Linked DNA regions of Homo sapiens: region 2 is linked to region 1. Evidence: chromatin loops called from intact Hi-C (ENCODE). Cell type or tissue: K562. All regions are shown on one strand. Each heading gives the region's core, and the rest is flanking DNA. Links, peaks and the distances in the headings are about the cores only.

Evidence for each region. A loop is a pair of places that touch in the nucleus more often than their neighbours do. Peaks named below come from ENCODE experiments on the same cell type or tissue, not always from the same donor. Only the 100,000 strongest peaks of a DNase experiment are listed, where the experiment ranks them.
Region 2: a loop joins it to region 1, with 3 times the contacts of the local background. A loop is called at or near these places in 6 of 110 quality-filtered maps.

The regions. Positions count from the first base shown.
Region 1 is chr6:117,343,536-117,348,926 of GRCh38, forward strand. It overlaps ROS1 (ROS proto-oncogene 1, receptor tyrosine kinase), which reads right to left. Exons shown (of 44, transcript NM_001378902.1): 28 at 525-727. Among named protein-coding and RNA genes, the nearest start is that of ROS1, 80 kb to the right of the region's middle. In K562, for the core only: a CTCF peak has its summit at 2,811 (motif pointing right); a DNase peak (open chromatin) is centred at 1,106.
Region 2 is chr6:118,250,399-118,255,789 of GRCh38, forward strand. All of the region lies in intron 3 of SLC35F1 (solute carrier family 35 member F1), which reads left to right. Among named protein-coding and RNA genes, the nearest start is that of PLN, 300 kb to the right of the region's middle. In K562, for the core only: a CTCF peak has its summit at 2,255; no DNase peak of the experiment used is centred there.

The DNA.
Region 1 (5,391 bases), core at 79-5,078:
TAACTGTGCTAGGTGCTAGGCATACAATGATGACTAAAAACAGTATCTGCATAGCAGTATATTTCTCTGCACATAGGAAACAAAAGACAAAATATAATGTACAATTTTTATATTAGATAAATGCTGTGGAGAAGAGGTATAAGGCAATGTTCTTTCCGTCCAGTTCATTTCTTACTCTTCAATCTTCAGTCTGCTCCATAGGCTGCAAAAATAATTCTCTATCATTCTCTCTGAGGATAATTAGATAATCAGGGAGGGGAATAAACCCAATTCTTTCTGGACACTCAGAAAACGGTTACCATGGCAATCCATCAATGGGCAAGAGTTGATATACTTCCTTGAAGCTTAACTTACTCCCAGTCAAGAAAACTAGAACACAATATGTTTTGATGAATCATTAGCTGTAAAAAAGTTGCGTACTAGTCCATTTCAGAACATATAGGAAATACTTTACTATGGCTCATAATTTTATATCAAAAAAGAACATCTTGTGAAAAGACAAAGACCACTAGTTCCAATCTTACCAGAATTCTATATTTCAAGTCAGAGCTGTTTTTCCTGTCATTAACTTCTGCATAATAAACCAGGTATGTTGGAGTAGGGCTGGTGATGCCATACCATGTGAGGTTTGTCTTGGCCAGAGGTAATCTGATTGTGAGGCTAGTGTTAGTGGCATTAAGTATAGTTGGTTCCACAGTGTCTGAAGCTAGAGACAGAAACGCTTTATCTAAAATAAGAAGAAACCAAAAGATTAAATATCTATACTATATATATGAGAGGAAAAGCAGATTTTTAACAAGAATAATATCAAAGCTTAGAAAGAAATTTGTAGAGCATACATAACTTTTGCTTGAAAACATAAATATGAAAATGATTTGAAATAATATTCTCTTTGAAGAAACAAAAATGGCTGCAGCTTGATACTGTGTGTAGTATGTGTAGTATGTACTGCTACAGTCTACCCAATGTCCTCTCCTTTTCTTCAAGTTCATATATATCTGATATTGTTCAGGGCAGTATGCTGGGAGGAAAAACTGTTTCTGAAGTTTGATTGCAGCCCAGACAATCATGTGACACGGTCTGGTTAGTCAGATGTGCTTATCACTGTGGCGCACCTCTGTCCTTCACCCTCCCCCAACCCAGGAGGCGGACACTATGCAAGAGGGGCGGCAGCCATCTTGTGAGAATTGAATAAAGGACTCACTAAGGATGTTTGGGGAAAGATCAAGTCCAGGTGATTGATGGCATTGTGGAGCTCCCTGGCCACCGCTTACAACCAAACACCTTGCACGCTGCACAACTCCAGGGAGCCCCAGTCACAGAGACTACAATGGAAATGGTCTGTTCTAGACCAGTGCAGTAGCGCAACCATACCGCAGGCTTAAGCCTCGAAAAATCGCAGATCTGTCACTTGCAGCTGAACACAACTTCTTGACCTATTCACTCTCAGTCTTTATGTAAAACATCACCTAAAAATGTAGCATAATTACATAATATGCAAATAACTCCAAATATGATTTTAATATGAAATCTAACAATCTTACACCAGTTAGCCAACTCTTTAACTCATTGTGCGTGGCACTGTGCAATCTGGCTCCTGCCCGCATATCCAGTCTCTGCTATGCAAAGCCATCCTTCACTCTAACCACAGTACACTATCTACACACTGCAGGACTTCTACCCCTCCAACCCTTCACATAGGTAGTCTCTTCAGGTTGGAATGATCTTCCCCATCTGCCTAACCTTACTTAAGCCTCAATTCATGCATCATTTTTCCTGGGAAGCCCTTTCTGCCTTCCTATTCCAGGTGAAGGACATCTCCTCTCTGTCCTCACTCCACTTCACGTGTTCTTCTACCAGTGCACTAGCCACATGTGATTTTGGTTTTGGTTTTCTTTTGCTGCTTTCTTTTCTTCATCTAGCACTAGAATGTAACTATCTTTGGCTGAGACTGTGCTTGAATTATCTTTGTTCCACCAGAGCCCCAGGAGGGTGCCTGACATATATTAGGTATTTAGTATGTGTTGTCGATCCTTATGAATTCATATTAGCCACATATAAAATACAACCTTTGCATTCAGCAAGTAAGAAAATTAGGGGGTAAATGTCTAAGTGACAAAAACTTGATGAAGCCAGCTCCTTCACTTGCTAACTTTTTTGTCTTGGGAAGGTTACTCCAGCTCTTCTGTAAACAGAGACAATGGCCTGCTTTACAGATATTTATATATCACTCTATCCCTAGCACATGGTAAGAACATTAAATAAATGTTAGCTATTACTATCATCATTACTGAGACTAAAATGAAAAGTTAGAGAAAATAATGCTGGTCTGGTCTGGGAATTCCAAATATGAATTCCAAAATGCAGGAAAAAATGTTTAAAATTAGAAGTACATCGAAAATCTCCAACAACAGTGTCAAGGGCACTGTGAACCTAAGTTTGAGGACATTTGGAAAGTATGGGGGTTTAGAGATGGATAACCTTACTAAAGTTACAAGATGAACCACTCTTCAGTTCAACCAATATTTATCCAATATATTCAGTTTGTACTGATTTCTGATCTGAACAGAGAATGGGATACACATGTGAGCAATCAGAGCAATTATCTAATTCAAAAGTCATTGGTAATTTTGTCGTTCTTTTATTTAATTGATATAATATGACATGTTGAAGTGTCAGAAACATTATTCAGGACAGAAAGACAGGTTTTTCCCTTACATTTTTTTTTTTATCCCATACATTTTGAAGATAATTGAATACCTTCAGAAAAAAAGGACCAAGATAACTTGTAATTGCTTAAAATTTCCAGCAGATGGAGGTAAAGTATTCTTAATAATGTACCTAGAAACTAGCAACATAAAATAGACTCCATTTTTTAAAGAAAATAATGAGTATTAATCATACTCTTAATGAGTTCCAGTTTAAAAAAAAAACTCATGCCACTCTTGGGACTTCATTTTGGAGCGTGTTTGTGTATGTGGCTGGGAGGAGGATATGTGTGTGTGTCGTTCAACTTCAGATACTGCATGGACGTCTTTTTTTTTTGGTAAGACTTTATTTTTTAGTCAGTTTTAGATTCACAGCAAAATTGAGAGGAATGTACCAAGATTTCCCAGATACTCCTTTTCTCCACACATGCATAACTTTCCCCCATTATCAATACCCCTACCAAAGTAGTACATTTGTTACAATCAATGAGCCTACAATGACATCATTATTACCCAAAGTCTATAGTTTACATTAGAGTTCAGTTTTGTATTGTACATTTTACGGGTTTGGACAAATGTGTAATGAGCTGTATCCACCATTATAGTATCACATAGAATAGTTCCACTGCCTTCAAAGTCCTCTCTGCTCTGTCTATTCGCCACTTCTTCCCCCAGCCTTCTCGCAACTAGTGATCTTATTACTGTCTACATAGTTTTTTACTTTCCCAGAATGTCATATAGTTGATATCAGCCTTCCCCAACTTTGTTCTTCTCCTTCAATACTGTGATAGCTACCTATTCTAGGTCTTTTGCCTCTCCATATAAACTTTAGAATCAGTTTGTTAATATCTACAAAATAACTTTAGCTGGGATTTTCATTGGGATTTTATTGAATCTATAGATAAGTTGAGAAGAAATGACATCTTGACAATATTGAGTCTTCCTATCTATGACATGGAATATCTCTATACTTATTTAGCACTTTGATTTCTTTCATCAGGGTTTTATAGTTTTTCTCATATAGATTTTTGTGCATATGCTGTTAGATTTATACCTAAGTATTTCATTTTCTGTGGGTGTTAATGTAAATGATACTGTGTGTTTAATTTCTAATTCCACTTGTCCATTGCTGGTATACAGGAAAGTGATTGAGTTTAGTATATTAACCTCGTGTCCTGCAAACTTGCTATAATCACTTATGAGTTCCAGGAGTCTTTTTGTCAATTCTTTCAGATTTTCTACATAGATGATCATGTCATCTGTGAACAAAGACAGCGTTATTTCTTCATTCCCAATCAGTATACCTTTTCTTGTATTGTATACCTTTTCTTGTATTGTTGCATGCTGTGACTTCCACTGCAGTGTTGAAAAGAAATTGGGAGAGGGAACATCCTTACCTTGTTTCTGATTTAGTGAGAAAGCCTCTAATTTCTCACTATTAAGTAATGATGTTAACAACAAGTTTTTTTATACATGTTCTTTCTCAAGGAAGTTACCCCTATTCTTAGTTTGCTGAGGATTTTTCATCCTGAATCCGTGTTGAATTTTGTCAAAAGCATTTTCTGCATCTATCAATGTGACCGCCTGATTTTTCCTCTTTAGTCTGTTGATATAGTGGACTACATTAATTGATTTTCAAATGTTGACTCAAACTTGCATAGCTGGGATAAATCCCACTTGACTGTGATATAAAACTATTTTAATATATTGCTCGATTTGATTTGCTAATATTTTGTTCAGGACTTTTGCAATTCTTGCAATATTCAAGAGAGACACCGGTCTAAAATTTTCTTTTCTTGTAATATATTTGTCTAGTTTTGGTTTTAGGGTAATTCTGGCCTAGAATAAACTCATTCATTGGCCTAATTGGAAGTAGGCCCTCTGGTTCAATTTTCTGAAAGACATTGTAGAGATGGTATAATTTTCCCATAAATGTTTGATAGAATGCATCATTGAATCCATCTGGCCCAGGTGCTTTCTATTTCAGAAGGCTATTAATTATTGATTCCACTTATTTAATAGATGTGGACATATTCAGATTGTCTATTTCTTCTTCTGTGAGTTTTGGCATATTGTGTCTTTAAAAGAATTGGTCCATTTCATCTAGGTTATTAAATTTGTGAGCATAGAGTTGTTAATAGTATTCCTTGATTATCCTTTTAATCTCCATGGGTTCTACAGAGATGTCCCCGCCTTCATTTCTACTATTAGCAATTTGCATCCACTCTCTTTTTTTCTTAGCCTGGCTAGAGGCTTATCAATTTTATTTATCTTTTCAAAGAACCAGTTTTTGGCTTCATTGATTTTTCTCTATTGATTTCCTGTTTCAATTTCATTGATTTCTACTATACTTCCTTTTTATTTTTTCTTTTGTTTTAGTTTTGTTTCTTATTATTATTTGGGACTTAATTTACTCTTCTTTTTCTAGTTTCCTAAAGTAAAAGCTTAAATAATTTTAGATCTATTTTTTTAATACATGCAGTCAGTGCTGTAAACTTCCCTCTAAGCACTGATTTTACTGATTCCCGTAAGTTTTGATGTTTTGTTTTCATTTTTAGTTCAAAATATTTTTAATTTGAGATTTCTTCTTTTACCCATTTGTTATTTAGAAATACGTTGTTTAATCTCCAAGTGTTCTGAGATTTTCCAGCTATCTTTCAGTTATTGAGTTCTAGTTAAATGG
Region 2 (5,391 bases), core at 203-5,202, 910 kb after region 1:
TACTTGTAGGGTCACTACTGTGTGCCAAGTACCACCCTAGCTGCAGAAGATAAAACTGAGCAGAAAAGAGAAAAATTCCTGCGCTTAAGGAAAGGAATTGCATTTTAGCGTAATCAATACAATTAGGTAATACAGAGACGTATGGGAGCCCCTCAGGGGGCACCTAATCTGGATTTAGGGAGCCAGAGAGGGCTTCCTGGAGGAAGCACTGGCTAAACTGAACTCTGACAAGGGAGAAGGACATGAGAACTCCAGACAGGGGGAACAACATGTAGAAAGAAATGAGTCATGGCAGCCAGGTGCAGTGGCTCACACCTGTAATCCCAGCACTTTGGGAGTCCAAGGCGGGTGGATAACTTCAGGTCAGGAGTTTGAGACCAGCCTGGCCAACATGGTGAAACCTCATCTCTACTAAAAAATACAAAAAGCCGGACGTGGTGGTGCGTGCCCGTAATCCCAGCTACTCAGAAGACTGAGAATGGCTTGAACCCAGGAAGCAGAGGTTGCAGTGAGCCGAGATCGTGCCACTACACTCCAGCATGGGTGACAGAGCCAGACTCCATCTCAAACAAAAACAAAAAAAAGAAAAGAGAAAGAAATGAGTCATGGCCAGGAGCGGTGGCTCATTCCTGTAATCCCAGCACTTTGGGAGGCCGAGGCGGGCAGGTCGTTTGAGCTCAGGAGTTCAAGACAACTCTGGGCAACATGGTGAAATCTCATCTCTAAAAAAATACAAAAAATTAGCTGGACATGGTGGCATGTGCCTGTGGTCCCAGCTACTCAGAAGGCTGGGGTGGGAGGATCACTTGAGCCCCAGGTGCACTTCAGCCTGGGTGACGGAGTGAATAAATGAGTCAAGAAAGACCATGGTATGTTAAGGAATGGCTTCAGCATTGAGTTTGTGGTTGTGTTTTGTGTGTTTTTTAAATTTTTTTTTTTTACAGTAAGAACCCTTAACATGAGCTCTACCCTTATAAATTTTCAAGTGCCCAATACAATACTGTTAACTATAGGCAAATGTTGTACAACAAATCTCTAAAACTAACAACTCTTGTATAACTGACAGCATGGAGTTTAAAGGAGGAAATGAGCAAAGAAGAAGATGAAAAAGTACCTAATGACGGATCACAAAGGGACTGACTTATAAGCCATATTCATGAGTTTGGGCTTAATTCTGAGAGTTTCTACTGTAGGAATAGCATGATGAGATTTGTAATTTAGCAAGATCCCTTGCATGATCTGATCTTTTTTCAGATCAGATCAGACAGAACAGGACAAGTAAAGAGATTCTAAATAGTTTTAAGTGGCTAAAAAGAAAGGACTTGGTGACTTATTCGGTGTGTGAGTGAAAAAGAAAGAAGGATCAATTCATGTGTATTTGTTCAGGGCTCAGCAAATTTTTTTGAGCATATATTATATACACTTTCCCATGGGCAACTAGACATATAGCATGAAGAAGACTGTTCTTACCCTCATGAAGCTTCCTTCCTAAGGCATACTTAGGTTTCATTTTCTGACCCTCCCATTAGAATATGTGGGAGTAAAATACGCATAGATATGGGGAAGAGAGTTCCAAGCAAAGAGGACAGTATAAGGGTGAAGAACTTGAGCATGTCAAGTTTAGGAAATTGAAAGAAGTTACTAGTAGTAAGAGACTAAATTCAAGATGAAGATGGGGCAGATTATATAAGACAAAGTCAAGGAAAGGAGTTTGGATTTGCTCTTAGAAAAATTATTAGACTGTGTTGGGCAGGGGACCGATGTGATCTAATTTGTATTTTTAGATCGTCATTGCTGCTGGTGGAGTATTGACCTTTAAGGAGTAGAAGTGGATGTGATTAGACAGTCAGGGGGCCACTAAGTGCATGATGATCATGACTTGAAGCCACTTGCTAACTGTCGATGTGGATAGAGGTGGTTTGATGCATTCAGTAGATAAAGCCAATAGGATTTTCTGAGCATTCATAGAGGGGATAGGGGAAGTTGGAAAGAAAAGAAAAAGAGCCAAGAATGGTTCCTTAGTTATTGGCCTCAGTCACCGGGGGAATGGTTGTGCCATGTGGTAAAATGAAGAAAACTGGGGAAGAGAAGATGTGAAGCAGAAAATCAAAGCATTCTGCTTTGGTCATGTAGATTTGAGTTTCCTGTTAGACATCCAAGCAGAGCTTGGTATAGGTGGCTGAGTATATGTGTCTGGAGTTCAACAGAGAGGCTGAAACTGGAATTATGAATGTGGATGTCATTCTCATATAGATGGCGCTAAAGGTCATTGTATGATTAGGTCATAGTGGAGTGGGTATAAATAGAAAAGAGAAGAAAATGAAACTGAGCCATGGAGCACATTCAGAGACTAGGGGAAAGCAGGCTGAGGAGAGGCTAGTGTGGTAGAGGAGAACAAGGAGAATGTAGTATGTCCTGGAAGCCAAGTGAAGAAAGTGTTTCAAGGGGAAGTGTGACCCCTGGATATCAGACACTCAGGATTCAGACCTGAGCAACTAAGTCACTGGTGGTCCCATTCAGGGAGGGAAGAATCACAAGAGGAGGGATAATCTGGGAACAAAGATGAGTTATGTTTGAGCCTTGATGAGCTGTGGGGATTTTGGGCACATTCACATTAGATAAGTAGGTGGTTATATGGCTGTGGAGTTCAGGAGATAGATCCAGATTTGAGAGGTACTTTTGGAAGTCCTCAGCCTAGGGATGATTTTTAAAGTCAGAACGGTAGGTGAAATCATTCAGGGTAAATGTGGAACAGTGAGAAGAGACATTATGGCAAAATCCTGAGAACACAATATTTGAGAGATGAGAGTAGATGCAGGAGCCCATAAGCCAGGAACGCGTAAAGGAGTCTGAAGAGGCCCGAGGGATGGAATGAAGGGCAGGGGATGGTTGAGAGCACCAAAAGAAGGAAGGAGTGTCAGATTCTTCGCTTAGTAAGAAGAGGACTAAAATGTGTCTGCTGGGTTAGAAAACAGGGAATGTTTTTGATCCATTTTGATCGTGTTTGGGGAACAGAAACCAGATTGCAGTGAATCGAGGTGTTGAATGGATGTTGATAAGATGGAGACAGTGGCTAAATGCAACTCTTTTAAAGAAGTTTGGCAGGAAAGGAAGTAAGAGGTGGGGTGAGAGCCAAAGAGTGGCACATGTAGAATGTGAAAATAAGACAGCCAAGGATAGGTCCCTCAGAAACACCAACGTTGAGAGGGACCAAAAGAACAAGATGCATCCACAAAAAGACAGAACAAAGGGCCAAAGAGGTAGGAGGGAAAAACAACAGATAAATCAAGAGAGGGAAAATTCAAGGAGAGAGTGGTTAGCAATGCCAACTACTGCAGAGAGGTTTAGTAAGATAAGAAGTCAGAAGCGGCCAGGCAATTTAGCCTTGGTGATCATAGTGAAAGGAGCTGTCAGTATTGCTGTAGCTTGAGGAATGAATGGAACCAAGATGCCAGAGGCAGTAACTGTAGATTGATCTTCACAGGCTGGCTGTGAAGAGGAAAAGATAAATAGCTACAGAGCCAGTGGGCATCGAGAATAAGACCAGGACTTGTATGGTGAAGGAACACAGCAAGCAGAAAGGGATGAGGATCCAGGAGGGAAGTGGGATAGCTGCTGGAGCAAAGCCTCAGAGACAGCAGATGGGGAGAGGGGACGGCTCCAAAGAACAAAGGGCAGAATTGCCTTCCCCACCAGGCAAGTCCTTAGGGGAAGAAACTGAGTGTCAACTGGAGGAAAGAAATGTGTGTTCATTGGCAGCTGTCCACCTGCACCTGGATGTAGAGTATTCACGCCGGTATCCTCTGCATCTATAACAATCCTGGTCACTTAGTAGGCATTCAATAAATGTCTTTTGGATGAGTAAATAAGTGACTAGTATAAGGTAGTAAAAATCTGATTTTTGCATTTTTCTTGCTCTGTCACATAAGCTGGAGTGCGGTGGTATGATCCTAGCTCACTGCAGCCTCAAACTTCTGGGCTCAAGTGATCCTACCACCTCAGCCTCCCACGTGGCTGGGACTATAGGTGTGTGCCACCACGCCTAGCTTATTTTCGTATTGTTTGTAAAGATGGGGTCTCACTTTGTTGCCCAGGCTGGTCTTGAACTCCTGGCTTCAAGTAATCCTCCCACCTCCATCTCCCAAAATGCTAGTACAGATGTGAGCCACCACACCCAGCAATTTTTGCGGTTTTCTAACGAAACCTGGAAATAAACCTAGAAATAAAACCCAAAAAGTATAAGATGCTTTCCTCTGGCTTTTGAAATTATTTCTCCATACTATTATAATGTGGAGAGGAATCAAAAGTAATGCAAAATTAATGTAGAATTAATATTTTATCAGAAAACTTTTATTTCCTTCAATATGTGCTTTGAAATGTGTACTTGCTTTAATGTTACTGTTAATGTTCCTATGTTCATGAATTCTATAAATTAGAAGTACAAGTTAGAGTTTGGCTGACTTAAGACAACCACTTCTCCAAAAATACCCAAGGTAGCCACACAGTATCAGAAAATGAATGGTTCTAATTCTCATGCACTTTGTCTTATAACCTATACTTTATTTAATGTAAAAAATGCAGAGGAACACCCCCAACCAGTGACCATTTTTCAATAGCCTCAGAGTTTTCTCTCTCTTGCATGGTACTCTCAATGTAAGAGAGAGCTCACAGATGCTAGATTGATTTGAGGCTAATCCAGTCTAGACAACTTTGATGACTGGATCCTGTATAGTTTCTGCTCCACCTGGGCCTTGATTACTTAAGCTCATTTTATGTAAGGAGAATAGCAGGCCTGTGATCACATCCTGGCTCTGACATTGCCAGGTGACTTCAAGAAAGTTACCTACTATCTTTAGAACTCCATTTCCTCATCTGTAAAATGGGAAAAATAAGAACATGTATCAGGGAGCCTGGCATATAGTAGGCACTCAGTAAATGTTAATTCCTTGCTTTTTACTTTTAGAATCTGGTTCACTGATGATCAGAACTTGTTTTTAAAGCTGATAAAGGCTTTGATGATACCCGATGATCCTCAACAAGGAGGATCTTGCCCCCAGGACAGCTCTGCTCTCACCGAAGGCAGATTTCCCCGCAACTGAGCTAGAGAGCTTGTGTCTAATTATCTGTATGTTCCGGTCACCTAGATTTCTAGGTACTTGTCCCAGATTTTCAGTGCATGGCAGTGTCATTTCTTTCTTTCTTTCTTTTCTCCTTTGAGAGCTGAAGCCAAAAGTAAAGTGAATAAACTTGAGCAACTAGAAAGTTCGGATGACTGGCACAAGGGGACATATACAATTTACACATTTAAATTCCTATTGGTAGGAAAAGAAAAGTAGTTTGGTAGAAATATTTTTCTAAATCCAAAAAAATAGGGTATTTCCTGGAAAAGGG